Linked DNA regions of Homo sapiens: region 1 is linked to region 2. The links are chromatin contacts, found by Hi-C or POLR2A ChIA-PET in ENCODE. All regions are on one chromosome and are shown on one strand. Each heading gives the region's core, a stretch centred on a gene start or an enhancer-like site at or near the end of the contact. The rest is flanking DNA. Distances are from core to core; before and after follow the strand shown. Region 1 has its middle 17 kb from the start of TRIM8. Region 2 overlaps WBP1L (WW domain binding protein 1 like).

Region 1 (3,814 bases), core at 953-3,452, 140 kb after region 2:
CCAAAGTGCTGGGATTACAGGCATAAGACACCATGCCAGGCATTTTATTTATTTTATTTTATTTATTTTATTTTATTTTATTTATTTTATTTTATTTTATTTTATTTTATTTTTTATTTTATTTATTTTATTTTATTTTATTTTATTTATTTTATTTTATTTATTTTATTTTATTTTATTTACTTGAGACAGGGTCTCGCTCTGTCGTCCAGGCTGGAGTTCAGTGGTGCAATCACAGCTCACTGCAGCCTTGACCTCCCAGGCTCAAGGGATCCTCCAGCACTCAAGTGATCCTCTTGCCTCAGCCTCCTGAGTAGCTGAGACCACACATGCCAGCACGTCAGGTTAAATTTTTAATTTTTTGTGGGTTTTTGTTTTGTTTTGTTTTGTTTTTGAGACAGAGTCTTGCTCTGTGGCCCAGGCTGGAGTGCAGTGACACGATCTCGGCTCACTGCAAGCTCTGCCTCCTGGGTTCACACCATTCTCCTGCCTCTGCCTCCCGAGTAGCCAGGACTACAAGTGCAGGCCACCACGCCCAGCTAATTATTTGTATTTTTAGTAGAGACGGGGTTTCACTGTGTTAGCTAGGATAGTCTCGATCTCCTGACCTCATGATCCTCCCGCCTCAGCCTCCCAAAGTGCTGGGATTACAGGCGTGAGCCACCGTGCCGGCCTTTTTTTTTTTTTTTTTTTTTTGATATGGAGTCTCGCGCTGTCACCCCAGTTGGAGTGCAATGGCGCCATCTCGGCTCACTGCAACCTCCGCCTCCCCTGTTCAAGCGATTCTCCTGCCTCAGGCTCCCCAGTAGCTGTGATTGCAGGTGCCCACCACCACACCCAGATAATTTTTTTTTTTTGAGAGGAAGTCTTGCTCTGTCCCGAGGCTGGAATGCAGTGGCACGATCTCTGCTCAGTGCAACCTCCGCCTCCCAGTTTCAAGCGATTCCCCTGCCTCAGCCTTCCAAGTAGCTGGAATTACAGGCATGTGCCTTCACGCCCAGCTAAGTTTTTGTATTTTAGTAGAGACAGGGTTTCACCATGTTGGCCAAGATGGTCTCCATCTCCTGACCTCGTAATCCGCCTGCCTCAGCCTCCCAAAGTGCTGGGATTACAGGTGTGAACAACCGTGCCCGGCCCAGATAATTTTTTTTATTTTTAGTAGAGTTGGGCTTTCACCATGTTGGCCAGGCTGGTCTCGAACTCCTGACCTCAAGTGATCTGCTTGCCTTGGCCTCCCAAAGTGTTGGGATTACAGGCATGAGCCACCGCGCCCAGCCTAATATTTTAATTTTTTATAGAGACAGGATCTCCTTATACTGCCCATGCTGGTCTCATCAAGGGATCCTCCTGCTTCAGCCTCCCAAAGTGCTGGGATCACCTTAGAAGAGGGGCTGTAGTGTGGTGATGTCTGTCTGGGGATACCCAGGAATCACGACTCCAGCTCCTTCACCTCCCACACTTTCATAGGGTCAGCCCTGCTCCCATTTCTTAGTAGGCCAGAGTGGGAGGTTGGGGAAGGACATGCCTCTGATCCTCCCTCCAGGGCCTCCTCCCCCAGAATTTACAGGCTGCAGAGGTGGGGTAGGGAATCCCCCAGGCGGCTAGATGGGTCCTGGGTCCTGAAGTTGCGAATCGAATTGGTTCTCCCCCACCCTCGGATGGGAGAAGATGAGGGTGTCTTAGGAAGGCCATGGTGACAATGACAGGATCTGAGTGGGAGAGTGTTAGCAAGGCCTGTTAAGAACCCTGAGGTGAGGTCACAGCTTGGAGAGAGGGGCCCTGGGGTGCGGACTCAGTGGGTCAGGGCATCCACCCTCGTCTCCTGCCTCCCACCCCAGGGTGCCCTTTGAAGCTGGAGGGGGCTTTGAGCTGGGGTCTCCTGGCCAGATGCGCTGGGAGAAGGGGTGGAGCCGATCATCCCCTAGGCCTCGCCCTCTCCACCCCCACCCTTCAGACTCCCTTCTTGGCCCAAAGACCGTTTCCGGCAGTTGCAGGGGGCACCCATCACCCCCCAGGCTCCTGCCTTGCAGCTGTTCCCCAGCTGCCCTGCCCCACCCCAAAGACAGCTGGGAGCGAGGCCGAGGGAGGGGGCAGGAGCGGCCCAGCTGCTTGGCTCCGGGCTGGGATGGGGAGGGCGGCAACATGAAAGAGCTGGGGCCGGCAGGCAGCAGAGGAAACCACCCCCACCCACTCCCTCGCGGTGGCCTCGCTGCGGGCTCAGCACATCTGGGCCACAGGAGCTGTCGGCCCCAGTCTGTGGGGTAGGGAGACGTGGTCAGATCCCCAACCCTTCCCGGAAAGGGGAGGCGTGATGGCCTTTGGGGGAAGGCAGGAGGGGAGGGCTGGGCACTGGGGCACCTGTGGCTGCAGCCAGCCCTCCAAGGGGCCACCAGTTCAGGGCAGAGAAGGCCCCTCCGATGACTTCTGAATAAGCCTGTTCCCTGGGGCAGCCCCAGCTCTTTCTGGGCCTCCTCTGCCCCGACCCTTTTGGGAGCTGGGTGACAGCTGCTCCTACAAAGCCAGGGACAGCTGGGTGGCTGGGGACAGCTGGGTGGGTTAGCGTCTCCCTGCTTCCCTGGCTGCCTAGGGAACCCCCCCCAAGCCAACTCTGGGCAGCTGCTGCTTCACCTATAGATGTGTGCCTGAGCGTGTCATTGTCTGGAGTGGGCTTCAAAGCTGGGACATGGAGGGGCTCAAGCCCATCCCATTCCCACCAGAATGTCCCCTCCACATCTCAGTGGATTGACGCACCTGGGGAAAGGGCCTCTCCCCTCAGCCAAAACAAAACTAGGCCAAGTGGGAAAGAAATTAGGCAGCTTTTTATCTTGGCTCCCAACTCTTGGCACGGGGGATGTCTCAGGGCTCCTGAGAACTGGAGAAAGGGACAGTGAGACAGAAGCAGATTTGAGTGGAGTGAAGTGACTGTCCACCGGCACCTGCCCCCAGGCATCCTGCACCCTGGGCTGGAGGGGCACTGTGCTCCAGTCATTTCCCCACTCCCTTTAGCCCCAAACAGGTGCACGGGGAGGGAAGGGGTAGGCCAGCTGTTGTCATACTGCTCCTGGCTCCCTGCCACACTGGGGAGGGGAACAATGAAGCAAGGGTCCACCACCCCACCCGAGTCATCCTCTACTCCCTCAGGGCAGGAAGGCGGAGGCAGTTAGCAAGACCAAGGCTATGGTTTGGTCTGGCCAGCCCCAAAGTCTTTATTTTTCTTTTTTTTCTTTGAGACAGGATCTTGCTCTGTTGCCCAGGTTGGAGTGCAGTGGCAAGATCTCAGCTCACTGCAACCTCCACCTCCCAGCCTCAATCAAGCAATCCTCCCACTTCAGCCTCCAGAGTAGCTAGGACCACAGGCCCGTGGCACCACGCCTGGCTAATTTTTCGTTTTAGTAGAGATGGGGTTTCACCATGTGGCCCAGGCTGGTTTTGAACTCCTGAACTCAAGTGATCCATCCACCTTCAAACTGCTGGGATTCCAGGCATGAGCCAACGTGCTCGGCAAGCCTTTATTTTTCTGAGGGGAGGGGTGGCTAGGGGTCAGTGAGGCTTGGACCACTGGCATGGGACTTTTTTTTTTTTTTTTTGAGATGGAGTCTGGCTCTGTCACCCAGGCTGCAGTGCAGTGGCACGATCTCGGCTCACTGCAACCTCTGCCTCCCAGGTTCAAGCGATTCTCCTGCCTCAGCCTCCTGAGTAGCTGGGACTACAGGCGCCCACCACCATGCCGGCTAATTTTTGTATTTTTAATAGAGATGAAATTTCACCACGTTGACCAGGCTGGTCTCGAACTCCCGACCTCAGGTGATCCGCC
Region 2 (3,497 bases), core at 523-3,022:
CCTGGCCAACATGGTTGTTTTTGTTTTGTTTTGTTTTGTTTTGTTTTCCCCGTTTTAAAGAAAATCTCATGCATTGGTTTTCATGTTTGCCAAGTATTTCTGCTTCTTCTCCTTCTAGGCATGTGGGTAGGCTTGAACTTCCTGACCCCCTTGTGACTGGGTGAGGCTTTGGGACTAAGTCTAACTAATGAATTGAGATTGGATGTGATATATGTCACTTAGAGGCCAAAATGTGTCTTGCTAATATGAGACCCTCCATTAGTCTTCCTTCTGTTTTGGCAACTGGCAACATCCCAGATGGTGATTTCACATCAGTCTGGGTCCCAGAGGATGGTGAAGTGGAAACAAAACTCTCATCCAACCTTCGATGGACACACAGTGTGAGTGAGGAATAAACCTGCTGTTTTTAGGTCACTAGGATTTTGGACTTGCTTGTTCCTGTGGCACAACTTAGCCTATCCTGACTACTGCAGTGTGATTACAAGTTTTTCTTGGGGAGAGAATTTAAAGTGTTCATCAGATTTTTAAAGGAATCCTTGATCCAGAAAAAGGCTAGATTCACTGAACCAGAAGTATAATTTTTTTTTTAAAAAAAAAAGGGCTTTTTTTTTTTTTTTTTTGAGACAGGGTCTTGCTCTGTCACCCAGGCTGGAGTGGAGTGGTGTGATCTCGGCTCACTGCAACCTCCGCCTCTCGGGTTCAAACGAATCTCCTGCCTCAGCCTCCCAAGTAGCTGGAACTACAGGCATGCACCACCACACCCAGCTAATTTTGTATTTTTAGTGGAGATGGCATTTCACCATGTTGGCCAGGCTGGTCTCGAACTCCTGACCTCAAGTGATCCACCCACCTCAGCCTCCCAAAGTGCTGGGATTACAGGTGTGAGTCACCACACCTGGCCAACTTAGGAAAAATTTTAATCTTTTAGCTAGATTTCAAAACCAAGGAAGAAAGTTCATTTTTACATTTTTTACTTTTTTTTATGGAGTGCTTCACAAATTTGCCTGCTATCCTTGGCCGGGGCCACACTAATCTCAGTATCATTCCAATTTTAGTATAGGTGCTGCTGAAGTAAGCACAAAGAAGAAAACTTTAAAAAAAAGGAAAACCTGGCTGGGCGCGGTGGCTCAAGGCTAGAATCCCAGCACTTTGGGAGGACAAGGCGGGCGAATCACGAGGAGACCATCCTAGCTAACACAGTGAAACCTCGTCTCCACTAAAAATACAAAAAATTAGCTGGGCGTAGTGGCAGGCACCTATAGTCCCAGCCACTCGGGAGGCTGAGGCAGGAGAATGGCGTGAACCTGGGAGGCGGAGCTTGCAGTGAGCCAAGATAGCGCCACTGCACTCCAGCCTGGGCAACAGACAGAGCAAGACCCTGCCTCCAAAAAAAAAAAAAAGGAAAACCCAACAAAAGACACACCAGAGACAGAAATATGACCCTCCTTTCCCCAACAAACACACACCTACCAAGAGACTACATTCCTCAAAGACAAGTTTTGAAAATTGTGAGTTCACTGTGGGGTGCATTTGTCATGCTAAGCAAAATGGAAAACATGTTTTTAAAAACAATCACAGTCCAGTGTAGGAACTGAGTCATGTGCCCCATGACTACACTACAAACCCCAAGAGTTCACTACAAACTTGGGAAAACACCACTCTTCAACTGGCAGGAAATTCCCCATTAGGAGGCTCAAGCATACTGTAAGTGAGCTCTCCTCCCATCCTGCAGGACGGTGGGTGACTGGCTCCCCTGGCCCTTCCTTGCTCTCAGCAAGAGCTCCTGCCACTGCCACAGTGGAAAAGGCCTGAATTTGGGAAATGAAGACGTCAGAGACTCGCAACTTCTTCTGAAAGCCCAGCCAACTTTCCTACAAGCATGACTGCAGACGTGGAAGAGAAAAGGCAGATGGCCTGGGTTCAAAGCCCAGCTTAAAAACACATATTCTAGCTTTGTGACCTTGGTCATTTTGGTTTTACTTCCCTCATCTGTAAAACGGGGAGAATAAAGGTCTCTAACTTATCTGGTCACTGTGAGGACTAAATGAGTTAATATATGTAGTATACGCAGAACTATGCCTGATGTATGGTAAGTTCTTAGTGTGTTTATTGTTGTTGTTACAGGCTTAACCATAGATGGGCAGGGTTTCCTTTAAAATTTCCTTTCAATTTCCCTTTTAACCCCCAAAAAGTATTCCATAAAGAAACACAGGGCCCAGTGTGGTGGCTCATGCCTGTAATCCCAGCACTTTGGGAGGCTGAGGCAGGTGGATCACTTGAGGTCAGAATTTGGAGACCAGCCTGGCCAACATGGTGAAACCCCATCTCTACTAAAAATACAAAAATTAGCTGGGCATGCTGGCGCACACCTGTAATTCCAGCTATTTGGGAGGCTGAGGTGGGAGAATCGCTTGGACCTGGGAAGCGAGATCATGCCACTGCACTTCAGCCTGGGCGAGGGAGTGAGACGCTGTCTCAAGAAAGAAAAGGAAAAAAGAAACACAGGTTAGGAACAAGTCCAAAGTCTGCTTTTAGGTTCTGTTCTTGGCACTGGAAATTCAATCAACTCCTATTTACTGAGCTCTTGCTAACAATGGGTATCTTAAGACAAACTAAAAACAAAACAAAAAAAAACGGCAGGTAAAAAACGAAGCTTGGGCAACATGGCGAAACCTTATCTCTACAAAAAAATACAAAAATTAGATGGGCATGGTGGCACATACTCATAGTCCCAGCTACTTAAGTGGCTGAGGCAGGAGGATCCCTTGAGTCCAGGAGGTTAAGGCTGCAGTGACCAAAGATCATACCACTACACTCCAGCCTGGGTGATAGAGTGAAACCTTGTCTCACACACACAAAAAGAGGAAGGAAGGAAGGAAGGAAGGAAGGAAGGAGAAGGTGGAAGGAGGAGGGGGAAGGGGGAAAGGGAAAGGCTGGGGGAAGGGTAGGGGAGGGTGGAGGAAGGGGAGGGGAGGGTGGGGGGAAGGGTGGGAAGGTGGGGGAGGGGTGGCAGGGTGGGGGAAGGGTGGGGGTGGGGGGAAGGGTAGGGAAGGGTGGGAGGGAGGGGGGAGGAAAAGTGGGGAGGGAGGGGAGAGGAAGAGTGGAGAGGGAGGGGAGAGAGGAGGAGGGAGATGGGAGGGAGGGAAAGGAAAGAGAGAGAGAAAGAAAAAAAGAGAGAGAATAAAAAATGAAAAACGAGTTGGGCAGCACTGACAGGATTTGCTAATAGCCTGTTTTGTGTCACTTCAGGGAAATTCCACTGTCCAGAAACATACCCCTCTCCCTCCTAAAGCCCAAACCAGGGGAAACTGATGCCTGGGTGAAATTCTCCCAAATGATCTCAAGGGCAGAAATTCCCAACTTTGATCTCTCCCTGGAAAATGTAGCTTGCTGAGTGGAGAGAGCCCCAGGATGAGAACAGGGAGGAGTGGCTTTGGGGTTTGGGCCAATGCACATCCTATCCCCTCCCCGCTGGATTACCTTCTGAAGGTAAGAAT

The links. A loop is a pair of places that touch in the nucleus more often than their neighbours do. ChIA-PET counts read pairs that join two places held with the same protein, here RNA polymerase II (POLR2A). Pooled maps may share reads with other maps.
Region 1: a pooled map shows a loop between it and region 2 (2.2-fold over the local background). The contact joins two enhancer-like sites. A Hi-C loop is called at or near these places in 1 of 37 single-sample maps with no recorded cell type and 2 of 50 pooled maps. POLR2A ChIA-PET finds 5 or more read pairs at or near these places in 2 of 52 experiments (activated CD4-positive, alpha-beta T cell and endothelial cell of umbilical vein).

The regions. Positions count from the first base shown.
Region 1 is chr10:102,659,664-102,663,477 of GRCh38, reverse strand. No RefSeq gene overlaps it. Among named protein-coding and RNA genes, the nearest start is that of TRIM8, 17 kb to the right of the region's middle. RefSeq lists a silencer at 2,151-2,210. Within about 2 kb of position 2,202, at least 25 of the 41 ENCODE cell types and tissues checked have a DNase peak (open chromatin) inside an H3K27ac peak, as active enhancers do.
Region 2 is chr10:102,801,511-102,805,007 of GRCh38, reverse strand. All of the region lies in intron 2 of WBP1L (WW domain binding protein 1 like), which reads right to left. It also overlaps the pseudogene RNU6-1231P. Among named protein-coding and RNA genes, the nearest start is that of CYP17A1-AS1, 29 kb to the left of the region's middle. Within about 2 kb of position 1,772, at least 16 of the 41 ENCODE cell types and tissues checked have a DNase peak (open chromatin) inside an H3K27ac peak, as active enhancers do.